3 separate regions of the Homo sapiens genome follow, and regions 1 and 2 are each linked to region 3. A link is a contact called in ENCODE Hi-C or POLR2A ChIA-PET data. All regions are on one chromosome and are shown on one strand. Each heading gives the region's core, a stretch centred on a gene start or an enhancer-like site at or near the end of the contact. The rest is flanking DNA. Distances are from core to core; before and after follow the strand shown.

Region 1 (4,435 bases), core at 1,257-3,756, 490 kb after region 3:
GAGAGATGCTTATGTTATTTTTCAGCTTTTCTGTCTCCTGGGGGGTTTGAGGCTGGGCTGGGAGGGGGAGGGAGATAGAGGGAGAGATGCAGTTTGACCCCATTTGGGTCCTGAGCAAACCCTATGCTCATCTCTCTCTCCTTCCTGGGGTGGACTCAGATGGGTGGGACACATGCCTTCCTCCCCCTATTCCACCCCCAAGTTGATCTGAGTATCGTCAGGGGCCCAAAGTACAGAATTGTTCTTTGCTTTTTATTGAATGCTCCAAAGGCCAAACTTCTGGGGCTGGGGGTTGGTCTTGGAAACAGGGGTCCTCTGACTTCCTCATGGGGGCTTGCTCATACCGCCCCTCCTGGTGGATGTGTGTGTTTATTATGTGGAGTCCCTGCCACTTACTGCCTTATGACCTAGGACTGATGCTGTGGGGTGCTGGTGGAGCAGCTGATGTCGTGTTTACAGAGCAAGGCTTCCCTGTCTCCCACGGGGAGGGGCTCGGGCCTCTAGTCAGACATTCCTGCAGAGGGTCGGTGGAGGGGTCATTCACCTGCCCCTGCAGCAAGCAAAAGTTGTCTGTGGTGCCATTTGATTCCCTGACACTGCCCCCTGCTTGAATTGATTCCGAAGGGTAGGGTGGGAAGGTGAGCAAAGGGAGCAGAAACAAGGGAATTCAAGACCCAGAATGTAGGTGCCACTGCCTCCTATGTTTACAGGATCCTCCGTGGCCCTAGGCACCTGGGCTGCAGGAAGTGACTCCGTTCCACTCCTCCTTTATTCCCTTAAAAAGGGAAAAATGACTGTTACGACCCTGTTCACAAAACTCTTACTTTTGCTATTTTGTCTGCTGTCCAGAACTGAAGACTTTAAAATTTTGTTACTGTTTACAAGTCCAGATTCAAAAAATGTTTTTACTTTGTTTACAACTCAAAACTTTGAGTTTTACACTTTGTTTACAGTAGATAATTTTTTTTCCTTTGTTTCCAAGTGAAAGGTAGGGAAAGTGGGAGAGGGACTTGGAGGACCCACCTGTGAGGACCCTGACCTGGCCATCTTGAGGGGTTTTCTAACCCCCAGGTCTCCCAGGCCGAAGGTCAGCCTTGAGTCCCGTTTAACAGCAGATCCAGAAGACCTTGAGAGTAGGCGTCCTCTAACCACGGGGGAGAGTGGCTGTGCAGGGCTGGGGGGTGGTCTGTGCAGACACCTCCTCACCCACCACCCCATGCATACTCTTGGGAAGCAGCTTCCTGGGAGATTAGAAATTCTACTTCCCTGACTGGAGCTAAATCCCACCAGCCAGGACCCAAACTCTCCTTACCGAGAAGGACCCCAGCTCTTGAAGGGCTGAGTGGCCTGCTGGGGGTGGGAGGGTGTCTTTACTATGTCCTAGGTTTCGTAGATGCCCCTCTCTGGGGTTCCCCTCCTCCAGCCCAGCGGCCCTCTTTCCTGTCTGTGTAAATTGTTCCGTGAAGCCGCGCTCTGTTTTGGGAATAAACTTCTATAGAAAACAGTTGTTGCCTTTTCCTGTTGGGGGCTGGGGAGGTAGGATGGAAGCTGTGAATGATTCAAGCCAGACTGACCTTTGGGAGGAATCTGAGCCCCTCCCAAGAATATCCAGCTATTTTTAGCCCATTTCATGGCAGATCTCTTTCACCTTGAAATCTGGCCCCTCACTTTGTAATTGGGGCCTGATGTTGGAGCACAGGTGCTGAAAATAAGGTGCTAAGGAAAACCTCCCCGCTGGTCAAGGCAACGGCAACAGGACTTCCTAATTCTTCAGGGTCTGCAGCCCTGACCCGGCATTTTTTGCCCTCACCTGCGGTGAAACCAACCTGAGGAACTGCTCTTGCAGTTCCTGCCTTGCCCACCCAACAGCACTGACGCCCACCCAACAGCACTGACCCCCACCATTCTCCTCGGCGGCCCGCGCAGTAACCTTCTGGGAGCTACGTCCGGGCTGTGCTTAGTGCAGCGGAGGGGATCCTCCAACCATTTCTGGCCTGGGTGGCCAGAGTTAAAGGGGAGGACTTGGGGACCGTTGGCTCCGGGTCTCAAAGAGATGCGTAGTCGCAGAAAGCCTGCGGGTGGCGCTCTCAGCTGAAGGCAAGAGAGGCCCCACAGACCTGGATCCCCTACGAGTTAAGGCTGGGGTCACCGGCCAGTGGAGTTTCCTTTTCCCACTCCGTGAGCACCTTCCGCCGAGCCAGGACCTGGGATCAGCTCCAACCTACTCAGGGCCTGGGGGCGCGACTGCGGCCAGCCCGGCGCGGGTGCTTAGTTCCAGTTCTGCAGTCCCATCCAGCTCCGGGCAGAGGGCCGGGCGAGCAGCGAGAGGCCTCATAGGCCAGGTCGCCGGGGAGGAAGCGGTTAAATCCTCCTTCTCCAGTCTCTCCCCGCCCGGCGCGCGCCACTTAGGCCCCGCCCCAGCGCGCTGATTGGCCCAAGCCTCCCCGTCCTGCCCCGGGATTAGCCCCCGGGAGAGCGCAGCTGGCCTCACCCGGTCCCGGCGCCGCCTTCCGGAGCGTAGCGGCCTCTAGCTCGAGCAGCAGGAGCAGCCCGCACCGGACAACTTGCGAGCCATGGGGCTGGCGGATGCGTCGGGGTGAGTTCAGCGCACATTCCCGGTGGCCCCGCGCGAGCGCCTCGCTGGAGCAGGCATTCTCCGCTTGCGACGCCTCGCTGGAGCAGGCATTCTCCGCTTGCGACGCCTCGGTTTACCTCTGCTGATTTTCTGCAGGCGGCTGCCCCTCTGCAGCAAGGGGTGGGGGCGGGAGCCGGCGCGACCCCAGTCCCTTGGGCTGTGCGGAAAGCCGCTGGTGTGACGCCCGAGGGCCATCCCGGGCCACAGGGAGGCAGCTGCGTGCGGAGGAGCCCGGCCAGGAGATGTGCCGGCGGGGGTGCGTGGGGCACGGGAGTCCCTGGCAGCGGCCCGTGGACTAGCTGCTTTCAGCTGAGTCCCGAGTCCACCCAGCTCCACTGATCCCGGAGTGAGCGCTCCGGCCTTTCTGGCCCCAGTTGCCTTCCTACAGGGAGGGGCCAATGATCAAGGCTCCGCCCTCCAAACGCGGGTCCCAAGTTGTCGGGGGAGGGAGCCCTTTAAGAAGACCTGAGTGACTCACGTAGGAAAGGAGAGGGGGCTCTACGATCTCCTTGAGATAGCGGTCCCAAGAGTCTCTGAGGATCTTCCTTGCACCCACTCCACACTCCTCCAACAGTACAGCCAGGTTAGAGGCGCTTCCCAGGTGAGTTCCTGTCCCTCAAATGGGATCCTCTCCCCAGGTCAGGGCTTTTCCTAGATCAGAACTTTCCTGACTGGTGAAAGCTTCCCCAACAGGCTAGAGTTTTCCCCCAGGTAAGATCCTTCTGTGAGATCTATTCCCAGGTGACAGCTTTTCCCCATTCCACGTGGGAGCCTCGCCCGAGGTCAGAGCTTTCTCTATGGGAGAGTACCCCCCAGGTGAGAACCCTCTCCCTCTAGGTCTTTTCTTCCCATGTGAGATCTTTCTCTGACTTCAAGTAGGTGCCTCTGGGCAGAGGGAAGATTCCCCCTGTATCAGAACTTGCCAGGCTGATAAAGATTCCCTGGTAGGTCAGAGATCCCTCTAGGTGAGATTCCCCTTGAAAGCTTCTATTCCCAGGTGAGCTCTTTCCCCCACTTCAAGTGGGTACTTCCCTTTCCATGTGGGAGCCTCTCCCTCTAGGTGAGAGATTGCCACTCCAAGAGCAAGCTCCTTCTCAGGTGAGAGCCAGTCCTTGGCTTCCCCATAACAGGCCTGAGCCGTCTACAACCTGGACCCTGGGGCTGGAGGCCCAGGGGCAAGCTTGGCTCCAACACTTTCCTTCCCTTAGAGGGGAGGGTCTCATCTGAGGCCTGAGGCTTGGGAAAGGAGTTGCTTGAGGAGCTGGACCCCTGGTTTGCTGGACCCCTTCCCTGAGTGTGCTCTCAGCCAGCAGTGGGCTCCCGGGGCAGCTGGAGGAGGACCTGGGGACTGGAGAGGGACTGGGTGGGGGAGGGAGCAGCCTGGGACCTGGACTGGTAGAACACTCAGCACTGGGCTGCCACATCTCGGCTGGAGGTATAGCTAGTGCTCATCCTGCAGTCCCTACTTGGGGGACTTTGTCCTAGAAAGAGGCTTTCTCACCAGCCAAAGTTCAGGTACTGCCCCTGTCTGAGTTTGGACATGTGGCCCACAGATGCCAGCTGGGGGCTGGAATACTGTACCTTGATCTTAGGGCCTGGAAAAATCAGGTAGGTAACTCTCTGGTCCTAGGTGGAGGTGTAGGGGAGGTTGGGCCAGGGATGCCTTCACTGTGTCTCTCTGGTCTTGCCACCCCAGACCGAGGGACACACAGGCACTGCTGTCTGCAACACAAGCAATGGACCTGCGGAGGCGAGACTACCACATGGAACGGCCGCTGCTGAACCAGGAGCATTTGGAGG
Region 2 (4,032 bases), core at 1,440-3,939, 270 kb after region 3:
AAAAGAAAACAAAACAAAATATGGGTCTTTCTTGGCCGGGCGTGGTGACTCATGCTGGTAATCCCAGCATTTTGGGAAGCTGAGGCAGGCGGATCACCTGAGGTCAGGAGTTCAAGACCAGCCTGGCCAATATGGTGAAACCCCATCTGCACTAAAAATACAAAAAATAAGCCGGGCGTGGTGGTGCGCACCTATAATCCCAGCTACTTGGGAGGCTGAGACACGAGAATCGCTTGAACCTGGGAGGTGGAGGTTGCAGTGAGCCGAGATCGCGTCACTGCACTCCAGCCTGGGCAACAGAGTAAGACTGTGTCTCAAAAAAACAAACAGGCCAGGCGTGGTGGCTCACGCCTGTAATCCCAGCACTTTGGGAGGCCAAGGCAGGCGGATCATGAGGTCAGGAAATCCAGACCATCCTGGCTAACATGGTGAAACCCCGTCTCTACTAAAAAATACAAAAAATTAGCTGGGCATGGTGGCGCACGCCTGTAGTCCCAGCTACTCTGGAGGCTGAGGCAGGAGAATGGCATGAACCCGGGAGGTGGAGCTTGCAATGGGCCGAGATCATGCCACTGCACTCCAGCCTGGGCAACAGAGCAAGACTCCATCTCAAAAACAAACCCAAACAAACAAAATGGCCAGGTGCAGTGCCTCACGCCTGTAATCCCAGAACTTTGGGAGGCTAAGGCGGGCAGATCCCTAGGTCAGGAGTTCGAGACCATCCTGGCCAACATGGCAAAACCCCGTCTCTACTGAAAATACAAAAATTAACTGGGCATGGTGGCAGGTGCCTATAATCCCAGCTACACAGGAGGCTGATGCAGGAGAATTGCTTGAACCTGGGAGGTGGAGGTTGCAGTGAGCTGAGATCGTGCCATTGCACTCCACCTTGGGCGACAAAAGGAAGACTCCATCTAAAAGAAAAAAAAAAAGCCAGGTGCGGTGGCTCACGCCTGTAATCCCAGCACTTTGGGAGGCTGAGGCGGGTGGATCACGAGGTCAAGAGATTGAGACCATCCTGGCCAACATGGAGAAACCCCATCTCTACTAAAAATAGAAAAAATTTGCTGGGTGTGGTGGTGCACGCCTGTAGTACCAGCTACTTGGGAGGCTGAGACAGGAGAATCGCTTGAACCTGGGAGGCAGAGCTTGCAGTGAGCAGAGGTCATGCCATTGCACTCCAGCCTGGGCGACAGAGTGAGACTCCTCTCAAAAAAAAATAGGGGCCTGGCAGAACGGTCGCCCTCATTCCTTCCAGATGCCTTTTGAATGCTCTGCTGGATGGGTGGTTGGCTGAGCCGTGGGGCATCTGAGAACAAGTCAGTAGACCTTCTCCAAGAGTATGCAATAAGGACTGAGCAGGAAAAAAGTTGGAGACTGCCTGTCCCCTCACAAAGTTGATGGTCTAACATTCTTCTCAGGGTCAAGAAACTTGTCCAGGGAGACACTGCTGTTTATAATCACAGGCCTGCTTAGCCTAGAACCTGGGCTGGCCTCTTCATCAGTGGGGATGAGGGCTCCTTGCTCCCAGCTGCTCAGCTCCCAGCAGCATTGAGCTCCTGGGTGTGTGCCAAGCCTGTATGGGAGGTGATAGGGAGGATTTTAATTAATACTGAGTAATTACCAGGCGGTGTTTAAGCATCCCAAATGCCCTCAGGTTCCCAAACCTACAGCTACTCTCTTCCTGGCTAGGCCTGTAAGGAGAGGGGGACTCTGCTCTATGCCCAGTGGGCCTTTGGTTAGCACGTAGGCTGTAGACTGGACATCCCAGGAAGGTCTCCACCTTTTTCAATACCCTTCCAGTTTGGTAGGAGGAGGAGGGCAATTTGGGAAATAGTCTGGCCTCTACAGTTCACCTATACCATCTTCCCAGGGGCAAAGGATAACAATGCCTGTGGTCTGCTCAACTTCATCAAGCAGTGTTGACCTAGGGCCCAGTGTAGAATGTGGGGAGAGGAATGGGCAGACCTAGATCTGGGGACCCTGGTGAAAGTGCTCCAGGAGGAACAGGCACAGAGGTCTTTGCTGCTTTTGGCCTTATTTCCCTTTCTCACTGTACACATTTGGCTGAGTGAACTCTTTCAAATTTATTTTTCTGTCTGTGGCTCTCAAATTATGATCTCATTCAAACGCCTACTTCCTACAAGGCCTTACCCGTTTGACATCTCAGAGACCTGACAGACTCCTGAGTTATTCCACCATTCCACCTGGCAGCCAAGGTGGTCTTGACTCCACCAGGCCTTTGCTCTTGTTGTATGTTCAGATGGCTTTCCTCCAGATCTTCCCCTGGGCGGGTCCTGCTCAGGCCTCGGGGCTAGCTTGAATGTCACGCCGGAAAGTGAGCCCTCTCTTGCCCTTCATCACAGCAGAATCACACTGATGTGCTCGTATGCTTCTGCTTCTCGCTGTGTCTCTGGTGCTTAGTAAGTGCTGGCCAAAAAGAGGCTCTTGGCATCAGCTGAAAGAATAATTTAAAGGTCTTCAGGACCAGGCGAGAGGCACTAATCGGTCCCCTTCATGGGTAGACCGTTCATTACCTAATTCCCTGGATTCCCTCCGTGAGCTGGCATCAGGAACACTCCACTGTCTCGACCCCCCGACAGCCCGAGGGGGCGGGTCATCTAGTGGCGCAAGCGCACTGAGGGCCGGTGCTAAGCGGGGACGCGCACGCCCGCGGTGGCGTGCGTCACAACCAGGACGCCTGCCCCGCCCGTCCAGCTCGCCTGCCCGTCGGTCCCCGCGGCGGCGGCGGCTGCCCAGTGACAGCGGCGGCGGTGCCAGGTCGGCCGTGGTAGCGTAGGGTTGCGCGGCCCGGAAACGCAGAGCCGGCCAAAGAGCGGCGCGACGTGAGCCGGGGCCGTGCGCGAAGAGACCTCGCGGGCGCGGAGCGAAAGGCCGGCGTGAGTGAGCGCGGAGACAGTGGCCGCCGGCGGCCCAACCCGTCTATCCCTTCGGCCGCCGCCGGCATGAGCCACATCCAGATCCCGCCGGGGCTCACGGAGCTGCTGCAGGGCTACACGGTGGAGGTGCTGCGACAGCAGCCGCCTGACCTCGTCGAATTCGCAGTGGAGTACTTCACCCGCCTGCGCGAGGCCCGCGCCCCAGCCTCAGTCCTGCCCGCCGCCACCCCACGCCAGAGCCTGGGCCACCCCCCGCCAGAACCCGGCCCGGACCGTGTCGCCGACGCCAAAGGGGACAGCGAGTCGGAGGAGGACGAGGACTTGGAAGGTAGGCTGTGGGCGGGGCCCTGGGGAGTGGTGCAGGAGGTCTCCAGAGGTCTAGAGGGGTGGCAGGGAGCCAGGTGTCGCGCCGCAGCCAAGCCGACCGCAGGCTGGGATTGGGAGCTCTGTAGCCGCGTTTCTAGCGTTTCCCTGAGACACCGGCGTGAGCCCGCGTGCGCCACTTCCAAATTGAGCTCCGCGATCCTGCGAGCCCTAGAGCGCACCGAGTGATTTGTCAGATCCAGCCTTGAAGGAAACGTGCGCGCTGTCGGCCCTGCTAGAGGATCCCTCGCCTTTGCTTAAGACCCTTCACCAGTTTTGGCTTCGAAGACAACAGCGTTCTCATCCAGTGACTTGTGTTTAATTGATAGGACAGTAAGTTTGTTTGGAAATAATAATTTTTTTTGAAAAGTTACTGTGAAAACTTTTAAGCATAGACAAAAGAGGAAAGGTGAGATGAATCCCTATATGCCATCACCTACATTTAACAGTTGCGTTTGTCACAAAGTTTCATCCATACCTTTTTTCTTTCTTTGCCGAAGTGTATTAAAGCAAATCTCTCAGGTCATTTCACCTCTGCTTACTTGAGTTTGTATTTCTTCAAACATGGTCCCTGGGAATATTCCTATTTTTAAAAACTTGGCCAAAACGATTGAATCAAATTTGGTGAGAGTAAATAATTATCTTGCCGGCCGGGGCAGTGGGCCCCTATAGTCTATACCAGCTACTCTGGAGGCTGAGGAGGAAATATCGCTTGAATCCAAGAGTTCGAGACCAGCCTGGGCAAAATAGACACCCTACCTCATTTTTG
Region 3 (4,416 bases), core at 1,407-3,906:
TCTTGACTTGCTCAAACATTCAAACTTCCTGGGTGAGTTGTTAGCCAACTAGGCAGGTGGACCAGGGTCAGTCTTCAGCTGACTGTCTGCCTCTGCCCAATTTAGGTGCCTATGACAGCATCCGGCATGCCCATAGCCAGTCTGCAGAGGCAGAACGTCGTGCCAATACCTCAGCCCTGGCAGTACCTAGCCCTGTGAGCAACTCGGCAAGTGCTCGGCATCGGACAGAGGCACTGATGGATGCTCAGAAGGAGGACTTCAACAGCAAACACATGGCCAACCAGCGGGCACTTGGCAAGCTCTCTGCCCATACCCACACCCTGAGCCTGACAGACATAAATGAGCTGGTGAGGTTGAAGTGTTGGGTGGGGCAGGTGGGTGTAGATGTTCCTCTCACAGGGCCCTGACTTGTTCTGTGCCTGGCAGGTGTGTGGGGCACCAGGGGATGCACCCTGTGCTACAAGCCCTTGTGGGGGTGCCGGCTGTCGAGATGAGGATGGGCAGCCGCGCTGTGGGGGCCTCAGCTGCAATGGGGCAGCGGCTACAGCAGACCTAGCACTGGGCCGGGCCCGGCACACACAGGCAGAGCTGCAGCGGGCACTGGCAGAAGGTGGTAGCATCCTCAGCAGAGTGGCTGAGACTCGTCGGCAGGCAAGCGAGGCACAGCAGCGGGCCCAGGCAGCCCTGGACAAGGCTAATGCTTCCAGGGGACAGGTGGAACAGGCCAACCAGGAACTTCAAGAACTTATCCAGAGTGTGAAGGACTTCCTCAACCGTGAGCCTCCCACGTGTCCCAGGCCATGTGGTTGTCCCCTTTGGCAACTCCCGGTGTCTGTATCTCCCTTGGTTCATACTTGAGCCTCAGGGACTACACTGGATTAGTGTTTATGATCCCTTGACTGGCTCCTGAGTTATTGCCCATATGTGGTCCCAGGTCCATGTTCTTGAGTCTGAGCCCCTTGTATAGTCCCTGTCCTTGTGATTATATCCTTATGCCTGGTAACAAACCCCTATCCCATGTACATGTCCTGAGTCCATACCCCAAAACTGTATCCTCATGCCCATGCTGGAGAATCTATGTTCTTAAGTTCTTGCTGTGTCCCTATAGAGGAGGGGGCTGATCCTGATAGCATTGAAATGGTGGCCACACGGGTGCTAGAGCTCTCCATCCCAGCTTCAGCTGAGCAGATCCAGCACCTGGCGGGTGCGATTGCAGAGCGAGTCCGGAGCCTGGCAGATGTGGATGCGATCCTGGCACGTACTGTAGGAGATGTGCGTCGTGCCGAGCAGCTACTGCAGGATGCACGGCGGGCAAGGTCTGACCCCATCCCTGGCCCCTATCCCTGACACCTGGTTTTGATACCTCCAGGTTCTGATTCCCCCTTCTCCCCAGGAGCTGGGCTGAGGATGAGAAACAGAAGGCAGAGACAGTACAGGCAGCACTGGAGGAGGCCCAGCGGGCACAGGGTATTGCCCAGGGTGCCATCCGGGGGGCAGTGGCTGACACACGGGACACAGAGCAGACCCTGTACCAGGTGAGGTCTTCCTAGGACATCAGTGGGACAAGGTTATGGGCATGAACCGTAGATCTGTGTAACCTTTGGCTCACCCATGGCAGGTACAGGAGAGGATGGCAGGTGCAGAGCGGGCACTGAGCTCTGCAGGTGAAAGGGCTCGGCAGTTGGATGCTCTCCTGGAGGCTCTGAAATTGAAACGGGCAGGAAATAGTCTGGCAGCCTCTACAGCAGAAGAAACGGCAGGCAGTGCCCAGGGTCGTGCCCAGGAGGCTGAGCAGGTGGGTTGAGGCAGAGCCAGCTGGAGAAGGTAGGGGTGGAAGATGGGCCTCCACTGAGCTACCACGCTAACCTAACCCTCTACATCTGCAGCTGCTACGCGGTCCTCTGGGTGATCAGTACCAGACGGTGAAGGCCCTAGCTGAGCGCAAGGCCCAAGGTGTGCTGGCTGCACAGGCAAGGGCAGAACAACTGCGGGATGAGGCTCGGGACCTGTTGCAAGCCGCTCAGGACAAGCTGCAGCGGCTACAGGGTAAGAAATGGGGCACCAGAGACACAAGACTGCGGGAAACCCCCCCTAAACTGACACCTGCCCTTCCTAGAATTGGAAGGCACCTATGAGGAAAATGAGCGGGCACTGGAGAGTAAGGCAGCCCAGTTGGACGGGTTGGAGGCCAGGATGCGCAGCGTGCTTCAAGCCATCAACTTGCAGGTGCAGATCTACAACACCTGCCAGTGACCCCTGCCCAAGGCCTACCCCAGTTCCTAGCACTGCCCCACATGCATGTCTGCCTATGCACTGAAGAGCTCTTGGCCCGGCAGGGCCCCCAATAAACCAGTGTGAACCCCCACTGTGTTGTCTGGACTCTGATTTGGGGCGGGCGGGGGAGTCTCCAGGGGAACCTCGAGGTTGCCCCCAGCAGAACCCATGCACCGCTAAGCCACCCGAGCACCGCCTCCTTCCGCTCGGGCCCGCCCCGGAGCTGCGGGTCGCTCCGAGCCCATTCCCGCCGGAAGTGCGTCACCAGCTTGGCGCTCCGCCTCCCTCGGCCTTAGCTAGAAGTCGAAACAAAACAAGCCGCTAAGGCGGTGGCGGCGGCGCCGGGACGGGGGAGGGGCGCGCCGGAACCGGAACCGACCTGCGCCGGAACCGGAACGGAGAGCGGGTTGCCAGGGCCCGAAGAGGGCTGGCTGCGGCGGTCTCGCTCGGTGAGTGGAGCAGGCTGCAACTCGCTGGCTTGGCCGCAGCGGGGAGGCCGCAACGCGCGGCCGCGGCGGCCTGTTCAAGGTCACGGGCCGTGCCAGTCCCTACCCCTAGTGCCCCGCAGCGTGCCAGCCCACTGATGCCGGCAGGGCCGTTACGCTATGCCTGTGGCCAGCCTCCCACCTGGGAGAGGACTGGCGGCCAGCGAGGGCAACTTCGTGGGAGAGGTGGTGGCGGGCTCGGGGTTCAGAGGCTGAAGCTGGGTCGCAGCTCGACCGGGGCGCTGATCTGTGGTCAGTAACCCCGCGCTGCCATTTCAGGCCGGCTCGGGTCTCTAAACAGCCCCTTACCCGCCTCGACGTCCCTGGGGCATGGGGGAGGGACGCGACCTTCGGCTGGGGCCTGGGTGCAAGAAGGAGGCGCCGGTGGCAGGTGTCATTAAAGATCCAGCCCACCAGTACCACATCTGACCTGTAGAAGGGTATCCTGCCATCCCTCCTTCCTCCTTTACACACTTAGGGGAACACAGACTAGTCATTATCTGTCCTGCTACTGGTTCAGGCCAGGCTTGAGGCTGCCAGGAGTCCTGGATCTGTGGTCCTCCCCAGCCTCATCTCAGTATCTAGTTTCAAGACCTTCATTTTGGAGGAGGAAACAGTCCAGAATCCACTGGTGGGTCTGTGGGAAACTGTAGTGGTCCTTGTGGCTCAGAGCTCATGAGTGAAGGCATCTGGGAAGGAAGGTGATAATTTCTGTTCCAGTCTCAAACTGGATGCCCATCCTGCCTTAGTACTGGAGCAGGGTTGCTGCTGAAGAGGTAGCGTGACATCTAGATACACTTTTCAGTCCCTTTCTGCTTGGGACAGCAGCTGGGGAGAGGACTTTCTCTTGAAATGAAGAAGGACCAAGCAGTACATAGGAGCAGGTTCTTGCCAAGGGTGGGAGCTGGCAGGAGGCAGGTGGAGTGCCTTAGCCCCAGGACTTTTTCTGGGCAATGGTAGAACCTGGGTTGAGCCTGTTTACAGCCACAGAGCCTGGTTCTCCTGCGGCTTGTCTCCTGTCCTGCCTTCCTCCTCCACCTTCTATTTCTCCAGTGGTGACTAAGCAGCCAGTGAGAGTGAAGGAAAAGTGAGCACCCTGCTCGGAGTGCCAGCCCTGTGGGCTGGAGCCGTGGCTCCTCTCCAGATTGGTGGAGTAGCCTGGTCCCAGGCCATGACTTCCTTGACCTGGTGCCCCCTCAGTGAGGCTTTCACCTGTGTGGGACTGTTATGGTGGGTATCTATGAGGCTTGGCCAGAAGTGGTTGCTGCTACTTGCATTATTTATTACCTCTTCAGAATATCCTGAGAGTGTCCAGGGGTACTTAAGAGATGAGAAGATACAGCTCTGTAGCATTAGTGTCCTGTGTTGCTGAGCCCTGGGTGTAGCTAAAGAGCAAGTTGTTGGGTCTTGGCAGTGATCACTGGCTTCTTTCCATTAGGCTGTCCGTTCCTTGCTGGAGAATTTGGCCACAAAGAGTTGCCAAGATAGCTGGGCCAGGAAGAAAGCGCCGCAGCCCTGACCCAGACGCTGTTGCCGACCCCGGGGCACTCTGGCTGTCGACCAAGCGGCTCAAGATGTCTGGCGGGGCCAGTGCCACAGGCCCAAGGAGAGGGCCCCCAGGACTGGAGGACACCACTAGTAAGAAGAAGCAGAAGGA

The links. Hi-C counts contacts between places; a loop is a spot of excess contacts on that map. ChIA-PET counts read pairs that join two places held with the same protein, here RNA polymerase II (POLR2A). Pooled maps may share reads with other maps.
Region 1: a pooled map shows a loop between it and region 3 (22-fold over the local background). The contact joins the promoter of SLC26A6 here to the promoter of USP19 in region 3. A Hi-C loop is called at or near these places in 9 of 50 pooled maps.
Region 2: a pooled map shows a loop between it and region 3 (6-fold over the local background). The contact joins the promoter of PRKAR2A here to the promoter of USP19 in region 3. A Hi-C loop is called at or near these places in 7 of 50 pooled maps. POLR2A ChIA-PET finds 5 or more read pairs at or near these places in 2 of 52 experiments (GM12878 and HepG2).

The regions. Positions count from the first base shown.
Region 1 is chr3:48,633,532-48,637,966 of GRCh38, reverse strand. It overlaps SLC26A6 (solute carrier family 26 member 6), which reads left to right and starts at 2,506. Exons shown (of 21, transcript NM_022911.3): 1 at 2,506-2,596; 2 at 4,332-4,435. The coding sequence starts at 2,574. It overlaps CELSR3 (cadherin EGF LAG seven-pass G-type receptor 3), which reads left to right. Exons shown (of 35, transcript NM_001407.3): 35 at 1-1,504. It overlaps MIR6824 (microRNA 6824), which reads left to right and starts at 4,269; the gene lies at 4,269-4,331. RefSeq lists silencers at 2,298-2,577, 2,968-3,067.
Region 2 is chr3:48,846,531-48,850,562 of GRCh38, reverse strand. PRKAR2A (protein kinase cAMP-dependent type II regulatory subunit alpha) reads left to right here and starts at 2,689. Exons shown (of 11, transcript NM_004157.4): 1 at 2,689-3,228. The coding sequence starts at 2,967. It overlaps PRKAR2A-AS1 (PRKAR2A antisense RNA 1), which reads right to left and starts at 2,626. Exons shown (of 3, transcript NR_109997.1): 1 at 2,538-2,626; 2 at 2,155-2,458; 3 at 1-1,576. RefSeq lists a silencer at 2,547-2,876.
Region 3 is chr3:49,119,063-49,123,478 of GRCh38, reverse strand. It overlaps USP19 (ubiquitin specific peptidase 19), which reads left to right and starts at 2,656. Exons shown (of 27, transcript NM_001199161.2): 1 at 2,656-2,723; 2 at 4,198-4,416. The coding sequence starts at 4,334. LAMB2 (laminin subunit beta 2) reads left to right here. Exons shown (of 32, transcript NM_002292.4): 25 at 1-32; 26 at 106-347; 27 at 427-775; 28 at 1,109-1,316; 29 at 1,394-1,535; 30 at 1,619-1,795; 31 at 1,887-2,046; 32 at 2,117-2,365. The coding sequence ends at 2,253. RefSeq lists enhancers at 1,379-2,367, 2,368-3,357 and a silencer at 2,476-2,795.